Linked DNA regions of Homo sapiens: region 1 is linked to region 2. A link is a contact called in ENCODE Hi-C or POLR2A ChIA-PET data. All regions are on one chromosome and are shown on one strand. The core of a region is the stretch at or near the end of the contact, and the rest is flanking DNA. Distances in the headings are between cores, read along the strand shown.

The links. Hi-C counts contacts between places; a loop is a spot of excess contacts on that map. ChIA-PET counts read pairs that join two places held with the same protein, here RNA polymerase II (POLR2A). Pooled maps may share reads with other maps.
Region 1: a map of heart left ventricle shows a loop between it and region 2 (2.6-fold over the local background). The contact joins two enhancer-like sites. A Hi-C loop is called at or near these places in 2 of 168 maps with a recorded cell type or tissue (heart left ventricle and heart right ventricle) and 5 of 50 pooled maps. POLR2A ChIA-PET finds 5 or more read pairs at or near these places in 6 of 52 experiments (CD4-positive, alpha-beta memory T cell, IMR-90, WTC11 and 3 more).

The regions. Positions count from the first base shown.
Region 1 is chr3:32,459,027-32,464,502 of GRCh38, reverse strand. No RefSeq gene overlaps it. Among named protein-coding and RNA genes, the nearest start is that of CMTM6, 41 kb to the left of the region's middle. RefSeq lists a silencer at 3,092-3,386 and an enhancer at 3,778-4,488. Within about 2 kb of position 4,167, at least 12 of the 41 ENCODE cell types and tissues checked have a DNase peak (open chromatin) inside an H3K27ac peak, as active enhancers do.
Region 2 is chr3:32,311,250-32,316,731 of GRCh38, reverse strand. The region is part of intron 1 of CMTM8 (CKLF like MARVEL transmembrane domain containing 8); the gene reads right to left. Among named protein-coding and RNA genes, the nearest start is that of CMTM8, 75 kb to the right of the region's middle. Within about 2 kb of position 2,696, at least 5 of the 41 ENCODE cell types and tissues checked have a DNase peak (open chromatin) inside an H3K27ac peak, as active enhancers do.

The sequences.
Region 1 (5,476 bases), core at 2,918-5,417, 150 kb before region 2:
TTGACAGTCAAGCTTCTAAACCTCTTAAAACTCCTCAAATCTGGTGCCAACTTAGACAATACTCTTTTAAGCACTCCTTTTTAGTTATCCCCACCTGCCCAGTTCCCTTATTAGGCCGAGACACTTTAACTAAACTATCTGCTTCCCTGACTATTCCTGGACTAAGGCTACATCTCATTGCTGCCCTTCTTCCCAATCCAAAGCCTCCTTTGCGTCCTCCTCTTGTATCCCCCCACCTTAACCCACAAGTATAATATACCTCTACTCCCTCCTTGGTGACCGATCATGGACCCCTTACCATCTCATTAAAACCTAATCACCCTTACCCCGCTCAATGCCAATATCCCATCCCACAGCATGCTTTAAAAAGATTAAAGCCTGTTATCACTCGCCTGCTACAGCATGGCCTTTTAAAGCCTATAAACTCTACTTACAATTCCCCCATTTCACCTGTCCTCGAACCAGACAAGCCTTACAGGTTAGTTCAGGATCTGAGCCTTATCAACCAAATTGTTTTGCCTACCCATCCTGTGGTGCCAAACCCATATACTCTCCTATCCTCAATATCTCCCTCTACTACCCATTATTCTGTTCTGGATCTCAAACACGCTTTCTTTACTATTCCTTTGCACCCTTCATCCCAGCCTCTCTTCGCTTTCACTTGGACTGACCCTGACACTCATTAGGCTCAGCAAATTACCTGGGCTGTACTGCCGCAAGGCTTCACAGACAGGTCCCATTACTTCAGTCAAGCCCAAATTTCATCCCCATCTGTTACCTATCTGGGCATAATTCTCATAAAAACACACGTGCTCTCCCTGCTGATCGTATCTGACTAATCTCCCAAACCTCAATCCCTTACAAAACAACAACTCCTTTCCTTCCTAGGCATGCTTAGTGCGGTCAGAATTCTTACACAAGGACCAGGACCGCACCCTGTAGCCTTTTTATCCAAACAACTTGACCTTACTGTTTTAGCCTAGCCCTCAAGTCTGCGTATGGCGGCTACCACTGCCCTAATACTTTTAGAGGCCCTTAAAATCACAAACTATGCTCAACTCACTCTCTACAGTTCTCATAACTTCCAAAATCTATTTTCTTCCTCACACCTGACACATATACTGTCTGCTTCCCGGCTCCTTCAGCTGTACTCACTCTTTGTTGAGTCTCCCACATTATTCCGGATACCACACCTGACCCTCATGACTGCCTCTCTCTGATCCACCTGACGTTCACCCCATTTCCCCACATTTCTTTCTTTCATGTTCCTCACCCTGAACACACTTAGCTTATTGATGGCAGTTCCACCAAGCCTAATCTCCACTCACCAGCAAAGGCAGGCTATGCTATAGTATCTTCCACATCTATCATTGAGGCTACCGCTCTTTCCCCCTCCACTACCTCTCAGCAAGCCGAACTCATTGCCTTAAGTCAAGCCCTCACTCCTGCAAAAGGACTAAATGTCAATATTTATACTGACTCTAAATATGCCTTCCATATCCTGCACCTCCATGCAAGAGGTTTCCTCACTACACAAATGTCCTCTATCATTAATGCCTCTTTAATAAAAATGCTTCTCAAAGCTGCTTTACTTCCAAAGGAAGCTAGAGTCATTCACTGCAAAGGCCATCAAAGGGCATCAGATCCCATCGCTCAGGACAATGCTTATGCTGATAAGATAGCTAAAAAAGCAGCTAGCATTCCAACTTATATCCCTCACTTTCACTTTTTCTCCTTCCCCTCAGTCACTCCCACCTACTCCCCTGCTGAAACTTCCACCTATCAATCTCTTCCCACACAAGGCAAATAGTTCTTAGACCAAGGAAAATATCTCCTTCCAGCCTCACAGGCCCATTCTATTCTGTCGTCATTTCATAACCTCTTCCATGTAGGTTACAAGCCGCTAGCCCGTCTCTTAGAACCTCTCATTTCCTTTCCATCCTGGAAATCTATCCTCAAGGAGATCACTTCTCAGTGTTCCATCTGCTATTCTACTACCCCTCAGGGATTGTTCAGGCCCCCTCCCTTCCCTACACATCAAGCTCAAGGATTTGTCCCTGCCCAGGACTGGCAAGTTGACTTTACTCACATGCCCCGAGTCAGAAAACGAAAGTATCTCTTAGTCTAGGTAGACACTTTCACTGGATATGTAGAGGCCTTTCCTACAAGGTCTGAGAAGGCCACTGCGGTCATTTCTTCCTTTCTGTCAGACATAATTCCTTGGTTTAGCCTTCCCACCTCTATACAGTCCGATAGCAGACCGGCCTTTATTAGTCAAATCAGCCAAGCATTTTTTCAGGCTCTTAGTATTCAGTGAAACCTTTATCTCCCTTACAGTCCTCAGTCTTCAGGAAAGGTAAACGGACTAAAGGTCTTTTAAAAACACACCTCACCAAGCTCAGCCACCAACTTAAAAAAGACTAGACCATACTTTTACCACTTTCCCTTCTCAGAATTCAGGCTTGTCCTCGGAATGCTACAAAGTACAGCCCATTTAAGCTCCTGTTTAGACGCTCCTTTTTATTAGGCCCCAGTCTCATTCCAGACACCAGACCAACTTAGACTGTGCCCCAAAAAACTTGTCATCCCTACTATGTTCTGTCTAGTCATACTCCTATTCACCGTTCTCAACTACTCATACATGCCCTGCTCTTGTTTACACTGGCAGTTTACACTGTTTCTCCAAGCCATCACAGCTGATATCTCCTGGTGCTATCCCCAAACTGCCACTCTTAACTCTTAAAGTAAATAAATAATCTTTGCTGGCAGGACTATGCTGAATCTCTTTAGGCACTCTCTAATTAAATGTCCTAGGTCCTCCCAATTCTTAGACCTTTAATACCTGTTTTTCTCCTTCTCTTATTCTGTTTAGTTTTCCAATTCATACAAAACTGTATCCAGGCCATCACCAATAATTCTAAATGACAAATGTTTCTTCTAACAGTCCCACAATATCGCCCCTTACCACAAAATCTTCCTTCAGCTTAATCTCTCCCACTCTAGGTCCCCACACCACCCCTAATCCCGCTCGAAGCAGCCCATTATCTCTCCATACCATCCCCCAAAATTTTCGCCATCCCAACACTTTACCACTATTTCGTTTTATTTTTCTTATTAATATAAGAAGACAGGAATGTCAGGCCTCTGAGCCCAAGCTAAGCCATCATATCCCAGATGGCCAGTTCCTGCCTTAACTGATGACATTCCACCACAAAAGTGAAAATGGCCTGTTCCTGCCTTAACTGATGACATTCCACCGCAAAAGTGAAAACGGCCTGTTCCTGCCTTAACTGATGACATTATCTTGAGAAATTCCTTCTCCTGGCTCATCCTGGCTCAAAAGCTCCCCTACTGAGCACCTTGTGACCCCCACTCCTGCCCATCAGAGAACAACCCCCCTTTGACTGTAATTTTCCTTTAACTACCCAAATCTTATAAAACGGCCCCACCCCTATCTCCCTTTGCTGACTCTTTTCGGACTCAGCCCGCCTGCACTCAGGTGATTAAAAGCTTTATTGCTCACACAAAGCCTGTTTGGTGGTCTCTTCACACGGACACTCATGAAAGTTTCCACACTTTTTTTTCAGGAGAGAAATCCCCCTTTTCAATCTAAATTATGCATGAAACTCCATTATGTCAAATGGGAAATATGGTATGAATATCAATGACTAATTTACATTGATAACATTTACTTATTATAAAGTCAGTGCATAGGAACAATGGGATTAATTTGGAAAGCCCACAATTTGGATAAGTAAGGAGATAACTGCAGCTGCAGCTTCACGGTCAGATTTGTTCTGCTGCTGCATCTGGGTTGCGCAGGATGGAGGAGCCCAGGCTTGCCCAGTGAGGTGGTGGCGGGGTTTTTAGCAGCTTGCTTCACACTCTGGGTGGCCTTGCACTGACGGCGGCTGCACGAGCTGAGTTACCCTGGGCAGACGGCATGGAGGCCGAGGGGCTCCCAGTGTCCGTGTTTGCTATTGAAGGCTGGAGAGTGTTTTAAGTGTTTGCATATATTTTACTCATAAAATCGGGTATCTGTGAGTCTGAAGCACCTCTGAGAGTTCACAGGATGCAGTTCAGAAACTGCCACAAAGGAGGGAAGTGGTGGTTGCTGAGGAGGGGCCCCAAAGACCTGCTGTGTTTCCATGGCAACAGAAGTTTGCTTTTCATGCTAGTGTAGAGGCTTGCAGGTGGGTGGCCCAGAGAATGGGCCAGCTCTGGGTCTGTCTTCCCCTACCTGGGGCCTCTTCAGTGGCCTGGCTGGAAGCCAGGCTGAGCTCAGCACAGGGCAGTGGCACAGGGGGTGCCTCAGGCCGGGGTTAAGGGGGCCTCCTTCAGGAACACACTTGTTCTCCCTCTGGGTCCGTCTGCAGACATCCAGCTCTGGCCCTGCCCTGTCATCCCAGCAGCCCGCAGTGGGGTGGTCCTAGGCCACGCCCAGAAGACAGCCAGGCCTGGGCGTCTTCACCGGGCTCCATCACTAATCTCCCTTCCACTTGGCTTTCTCCTCCGGTCTCCCCGCTACACTGTCCTCAAAGATTGGGGGTTCTATTGCCACGGGCCTCCCTATTACAGAAAACCCCACAGATGCTGTAGTCTTCCAGAGCCTGGCTGAGCAACAGTTTTCTGCCACTCTTGTGGGTAATGAGAAAACCTGGCAGAGGTGTGCCCAAGGGATGGCACCCCCCCTCAGCCTTCCTCCCTACCTCCCCAAGAGCAAGGCCAGGGAACGGGCTGGTTGTGGTGGGGGATGTGAGCAGATGGCCGTCGGCCTCATCTCCCAGTGCCCCTTGCGGCCACCGGTGCCAACACCCTTTCCTGGGGCCTCAGGTTGCCAGGATGGCTCCCCTGGCTCCCTGCTCCTCCCCCATGGGTGCATCCTTCCCTCCTCTCACATCTTTGCTTGGATCCACCTGGCTGTAACTGCTCTGGGAGCAGGGGTGGTGGGTACACAGTTTGGGTTCCACAAGGCCCCTGGGTTGAACAGCTCCCAGAGAGCCTGGATTAGAGAAGACAAACATACCCTACAGCTGTGTTCTCCAGGACCCATAATGCTTAGCTGTTAGAACATGGGGTGGCCACTGTTGGGCTGTGGGTTGCCATTTTGGGTTGGTGTAATTTTTGCTCTTTCAGCTACTGAGGTGCCTAGACATAGGTCCTGAATTGACTTTTTCTTTTCTTTTTTTTCTTTTTTTTTTTTTTTAGACAGAATCTTGCTCTGTTGTCCAGGCTGGAGTGTGGTGCTGTGATCTTGGCTTACTGCAACCTCCACCTCCCAGGATCAAGGAATTCTCGTGCCTCAGCCTCCTGAGTAGCTGGGACTACAGGCGTGCGCCACCATGCCCAGTTAATTTTTGTGTTTTTAGTACAGATGGGGTTTCACCATGTTGGCCAGGCTGGTCTTGAACTCCCGACCTCAGGTGATCTGCCTGCCTCAGCCCCGCAAAGTGCTGAGATTATAGGCATGAACTGC
Region 2 (5,482 bases), core at 1,447-3,946:
TTATTTCCCCTGAATAAATCTGGAGTTTCAATGAAAATTGCTGCTGTTTTAGGGGGAAAAAAAAATCCCCAAACAAGCAGGATCTTTTATGTGCAGCTTTCACTTGATATTCAGGTAGCATAGAGCTCAACAATTGATTCAACATCTCCATCAGGCTCTATACGTTTAGCCACAAACCTTTCAACAATAAAGGCTGCATTCTTGTCATGCCTTCTGTCAACTTTTTACTAAGCTGCTCTGAAAAAGTTGCACATCTGTCAAGGCTCAGGACACAATGTGTAAACACCAAGGATCTGGGAAAGTTAGAATTATTCTCAGGGGAACTTTTTTTTTAAGACAATGGCCAAAACTTCATCAAATCTGCTTAACTAGTGAATGGACTTGAGAAAGTAAAAAGGTGGAATTGGCCGGGTGTGGTGGCTCACGCCTGTAATCCCAGCACTTTGGGAGGCTGAGGCAGGCGGATCACGAGGTCAGGAGATCAAGACCATTCTGGCTAACACAGTGAAACCCCGTCTCTACTAAAAATACAAAAAATTAGCCGGGCTTGGTGGCGGGCGCCTGTAGTCCCAGCTACTCGGGAGGCTGAGGCAGGAGAATTGGCGTGATCCCGGGAGGCGGAGCTTGCAGTGAGCCGAGATCGCGCCACTGTACTCCAGCCTGGGCGACAGAGCAAGACTCCATCTCAAAAAAAAAAAAAAAAAAAAAAAAAAAGGTGGAATCACAGAAAAGATCAAGTAAAATTTTAGATCTTGGTAATTTTCTTTTATAACTTTCCAGAGGATGTCTAGTTATTTCAAGGAGTACTAAGAGTTTCTCAAAATGGATCCAATTCATTAAAAAGAGAGGGAATGAGAGGCATCTGGGTTTCTTAAAAGAAATAAAATATAGGTTGTCAACTCCAGATAGTTTAGGAATTAGTATTTAATACTACATAAGCCACCAAAAAATATGCCATCTGCTCCATAAGTCACCTTTTTCAAAGCATGTTCTCAGAAATATTTTATGAAGCAAAGGTTCATGGTCAAATCTGGGAAAAGCTGGACTCAAGCCATCTCTTGGCAATGTGTCATATTAAAGCATGGAGTCACATAGTACAACATTAACTGTGATTAACCTGGCCTTCCAACCTTGCTCAGCCATGGAATCTCTTTTGCTTTAACATTCCAGGGATCCCACTGTGGGTGCCTTCGCTGAGCACCTGGCCAGTGATGCCTCTATTCTAGCAACTGGTTCATCCTGCCCCGTTTTGTGGTTCAGTGTCCGCATCTCTTCCTTGAACTGCAAAGTCTTTGAAAACAGGGCTGGGCGTGGTAGCTCACACCTGTAATCCCAGCACTTTGGGAGGCCGAGGTGGGTGGATCACTTGAGGTGAGGAGTTCGAGACCAGCCTGGCCAACATGGTAAAACCTCGCCTCTAATAAAAATACAAAAATTAGCTGGGTGTGGTGGCATGCGCCTGTAATCCCAGCTACTCGGGAGGCTGAGGCAGGAGAATCACTTGAACCTGGGAGGCAGAGGTTGCGGTGAGCTGAGATCGTGCCACTGCACTCCAGCCTGAGTGACAGAGTGAAACTCCATCTCAAAAAGAAAAAAAAAAAAAGAAGAAGAAGAAGAAGAAAACAGAGGCTGTGGCTTAGTTACCTTTGTTTCCCCACAGCACTTAGTTCACCACTGAACCAATGACCAAAGGCTCACTGGGGCACTCAAAAGTCAGGAAGTATGAACAGGGAAACAGGGACAACTGTGATGGGAATTTTTTTGCCACTTATTAAGTTTTCACCTATGTTCACTAGAACGCAAAAAAAAAATAAAGATCTGTGTACAAGGCTATCAATATCTCCATCAACAAGGCCTCAGTTGGACCCCCCCCGCCACCCAACCCTGAGCCTACCCTAGAAAATTTTCCTTCCTTACCAATAATGGAAAGAAAGAAAGGCATATTAACATTTCTAGCCCTGGCGTGGAGGCTCATGCCTGCAGTCCAAGCACTTTGGGAGGCCAAGACAAGTGGATCCCTTGCCCAGGAGTTTGAGACCAGCCTGGCCCACACAGTAAAACCCTGTCTTACCAAAAACACAAAAATCAGCTGGGTGTGGTGGCATGCGCCTGTAATCCTAGCTACTTGGGAGGCTGAGGCATGAGAATTGATTGAATCCGGGAAGTGGAGGTCACAGTGAGCTGGGATGGTGCCACTGCACTTTAGCCTGGGCAACAGAGTGAGACTCTGTCTTTAAAAAAAAAAAAAAAATTTTCTGGCTTACTCTGCCTACCCACCCTCTCCCCAGTAGGACCTGCCTTCACACCCCTGGTGTCTGAAGGGCTGGCTGCTCTTGAACTAGGAACTTGCATCAACCCTCCCTCAATTTCTGCAGAGCAGCCACTGGTCAGGAGCTTCCAGCACTCCTCAGCAAATCCTCTGGTACCCCAACCAGCCCCTGCAGCCCTGATACACCCAACATTGCTCTCATGTCATAATAACCACAGAATAACAAGGTTGCCCTTTTCTTAACTCACACTGCTCCCCTTTCTCCAGAGGGCCCAATGGTTGATGGAGAACAAAGTAATGATGCTTTACTTTTGTAGGGTGTAGCTGCTACTGCAGCTGTACTAGCCTCCAAAATGAGAAATAGATCCTGTAGAACCCTCTCCAGGAACTAGCCTCGGCAGCTTCTCTGAGACTGAGTCATCTTCCTTTATGATGCTTAGAGAGTACTGGCATCCAGATCTTTTTTTCTGAGACAGGGTCTCGCTCTGTCACCCAGGCTTGAGTGCAGTGGTACGATCATGGCTCACTGTAGCCTCAACCTCCCAGGCTCAAGCAGTAAATTTTCACCCAGTAAATTCCACTCCTCACCCTTCTATGTGTCCACGAGCCTAATCTTTCCTGGTCGTGTGACAAGAACATGGTTTTTTTCTATAACAGCACAATGAGTCATTCTTCCTCCCACTCTTCCCTCTTCACCTGGTCTTTTAAAGCAGTGCTTTGCAAAGTGTATCAGTTACCTGTAACTTGCTAAACACGGATTCCAGAGCACTAAACCCCCAGAGATTCTGACCCAGTAGTTCTGGGATGGGTCCCAGATGTCTGCATTTTTAACAATTTCTCCAAGAGATTTGGATGCTGGGCCAGGCCTGGTGGCTCAAACCTGTAATCTCAGCACTTTGGGAGGCCAAGGTGGGCACCTTGCTTGAGCTCAGGAGTTTGAGACCAGCCTGGGCAACATGGCATAACCCCTTCTCTATTAAAAATACCAAAAAATTAGCCGGGCATAGTGGCATGAGCCTGTAGTTCCAGCTACACAGGAGGCTGAGGTGGGAGCCTGCTAACAGGCTCTCCACCTCACTGACTGAATCCCAGCTCACTACACAGGAATACGAAATGCTAGGCTCCCCCCTGCTGCAAATAGCATGAAATTTCCAAGGCCCCACCCTGTTCTCCCAGTGCTCAGGTGGACATTACTCAGAAAGAATCCGTCGGGAAAGAGCGGGCTTCATTCGGGACCAGCAGTCTGGTTTTTCAGTTTTCAGGCTGTTTTAGGCTTAAGGTGGGGTTTCACCAGGGGCAGGAGTTGGCTGCCTCCTGTCTCCATCAGTGCTAGGCAGAATAATGGCCTCCAAGAGATGTTCATGCCCTGATCCTCAGAACCCATGAATATGTTACCTTACATGGTGTGATACTGTGATATAATAAGATATACATTTTGGTCTTCATCCACAGTTCTTGCCTTATAGCTCCTAAAACCCTTATAATTTCCTAAGTGATTAGAGCAATAGGAATATCTTTTATTATAAGATTTGGTCTTTTGTCCTTGGTTCCTGGAACAGCCCTGGACCAATAAAGGTGAAAAAAAGTCTTGTTATTTAATAACAAGCCCCTTTCAACCACATCTGAGTTTATGTTAATAAGGTGATTTCTGGAAAGCTACTAGATAACCACCACAGGATCGGGGGCGGTTGCTAGGGGGCACAAATCATGTGATTAGAGGGTTAGAACCTTCAGCCCGACATCCCAACCTCTGGGTAGGGAAGAGGGACTGAAGATTGAATTGATCACCAATGGCCAGTGATTTAATCTAGCGTGCTTCTGTCATGCAGCCTCCATAAGAACCTCAAAGGACAGAGTTTGCAGAGCTTCAAGGTTGGTGAGGAAGAACATGTTCACATGCCAGGAGGGTGGTGACCCCCAACTCCATGGGGACACAGCTCCTGCTCCACACCCCTGCCCACATGCCTTGCCCTGGGTACCTCAGCTTCTGGCTGTTCATCTGTATCCTTTGTAATATCCTTTACAGTAAATGTGTTTCCTGAGTTCTGTGAGCTGTTCTAGCAAGTGATTGTACCTGAGGTGGGGGTCACAGGAACTGCCAATTTGTAGCTAAGTCAGACAGAAATTGTGGGATTACCTGGGGACTGAGAAAGAAAAGAAACTTTTTATCTGAGGGATGCGGGCCCCCTTTAAATTATCAAGCCTAGGGAGGCATTGAAATGAGACATTTCATTTCAGGGGTCACATCTTACCCCTCTGCCCTTGAACTAAGTAATCATCTCCGAGTTGCTTGCTATGAGGGCTCTAGACTGACGCCACAAATAGCTATAAATTAACGTAACAATGCCATACACTGGATACCATAACCCATACCCTGTAGTTCAACAAAGTATAGCCAATCTCTCATCAATGTTACTTCCGTAAACCAAGGAGAATTCTTGAAAACAATTTTTATAATCGCCCCTCCTCTGAGTCATCCTTTTTTCTTTAAAAGCTGAAGCCTCTCTTTTGTTCTCCAGAGGACTTCCCAGTGCTTCCCGGGCTGCAGTCATCAACTTATCCCAAAGCAATTCTCTACCTGTGTTAATTTGCCTCAGTTTCTTCCTTTAGGTCAACAGGACCTACTACTTGCAATTGGCGTTTGAAGTGGGCAGGGGCAGTCTGGTGGGACTGAGACTTCAACCTGTGGGATCTGTGCTAACTCCAGTTAGTGTCAGAATTGAATTGATTTATAGGACATCCAGCTGGTGGAGAATCGGTTGGTGTGGGGGGAAAAAGAACTACACATGTGGCCACAGAAGTGGGCTGACTATGAATACTAGAGAGGAAACAGGAGTTTCACATGGCAAAGAGGACATTGCACATGGGATTAAGAATCTTAAAGTGAGGAAGTTCTCCTGGATTACGAGATGAGCCTGATATAGTCACAAGGGTCCACAAAGGTGAAAAACGAGTCGGGAGAGTGGAACGGAGCCATGAGCCCAGGAAGGCAGCTGGAGAGACAAGGGAACCAATTCTCTCCTAGAGCCTCCAGAAGGAGCGAAGTCCTGCCAGATGGCAAATATTTTAAGCTTTGCAGCCATACGGTCTCTGTCACAATGATTCAACTCTGTCCTTGGAGCACAAAGGCAGCTATAGACAGTTCACAAGTGAATGGCTGTGTTCCAATAAAACTATTTGTAGACACTGAAATTTGAATTGCATATAATTTTT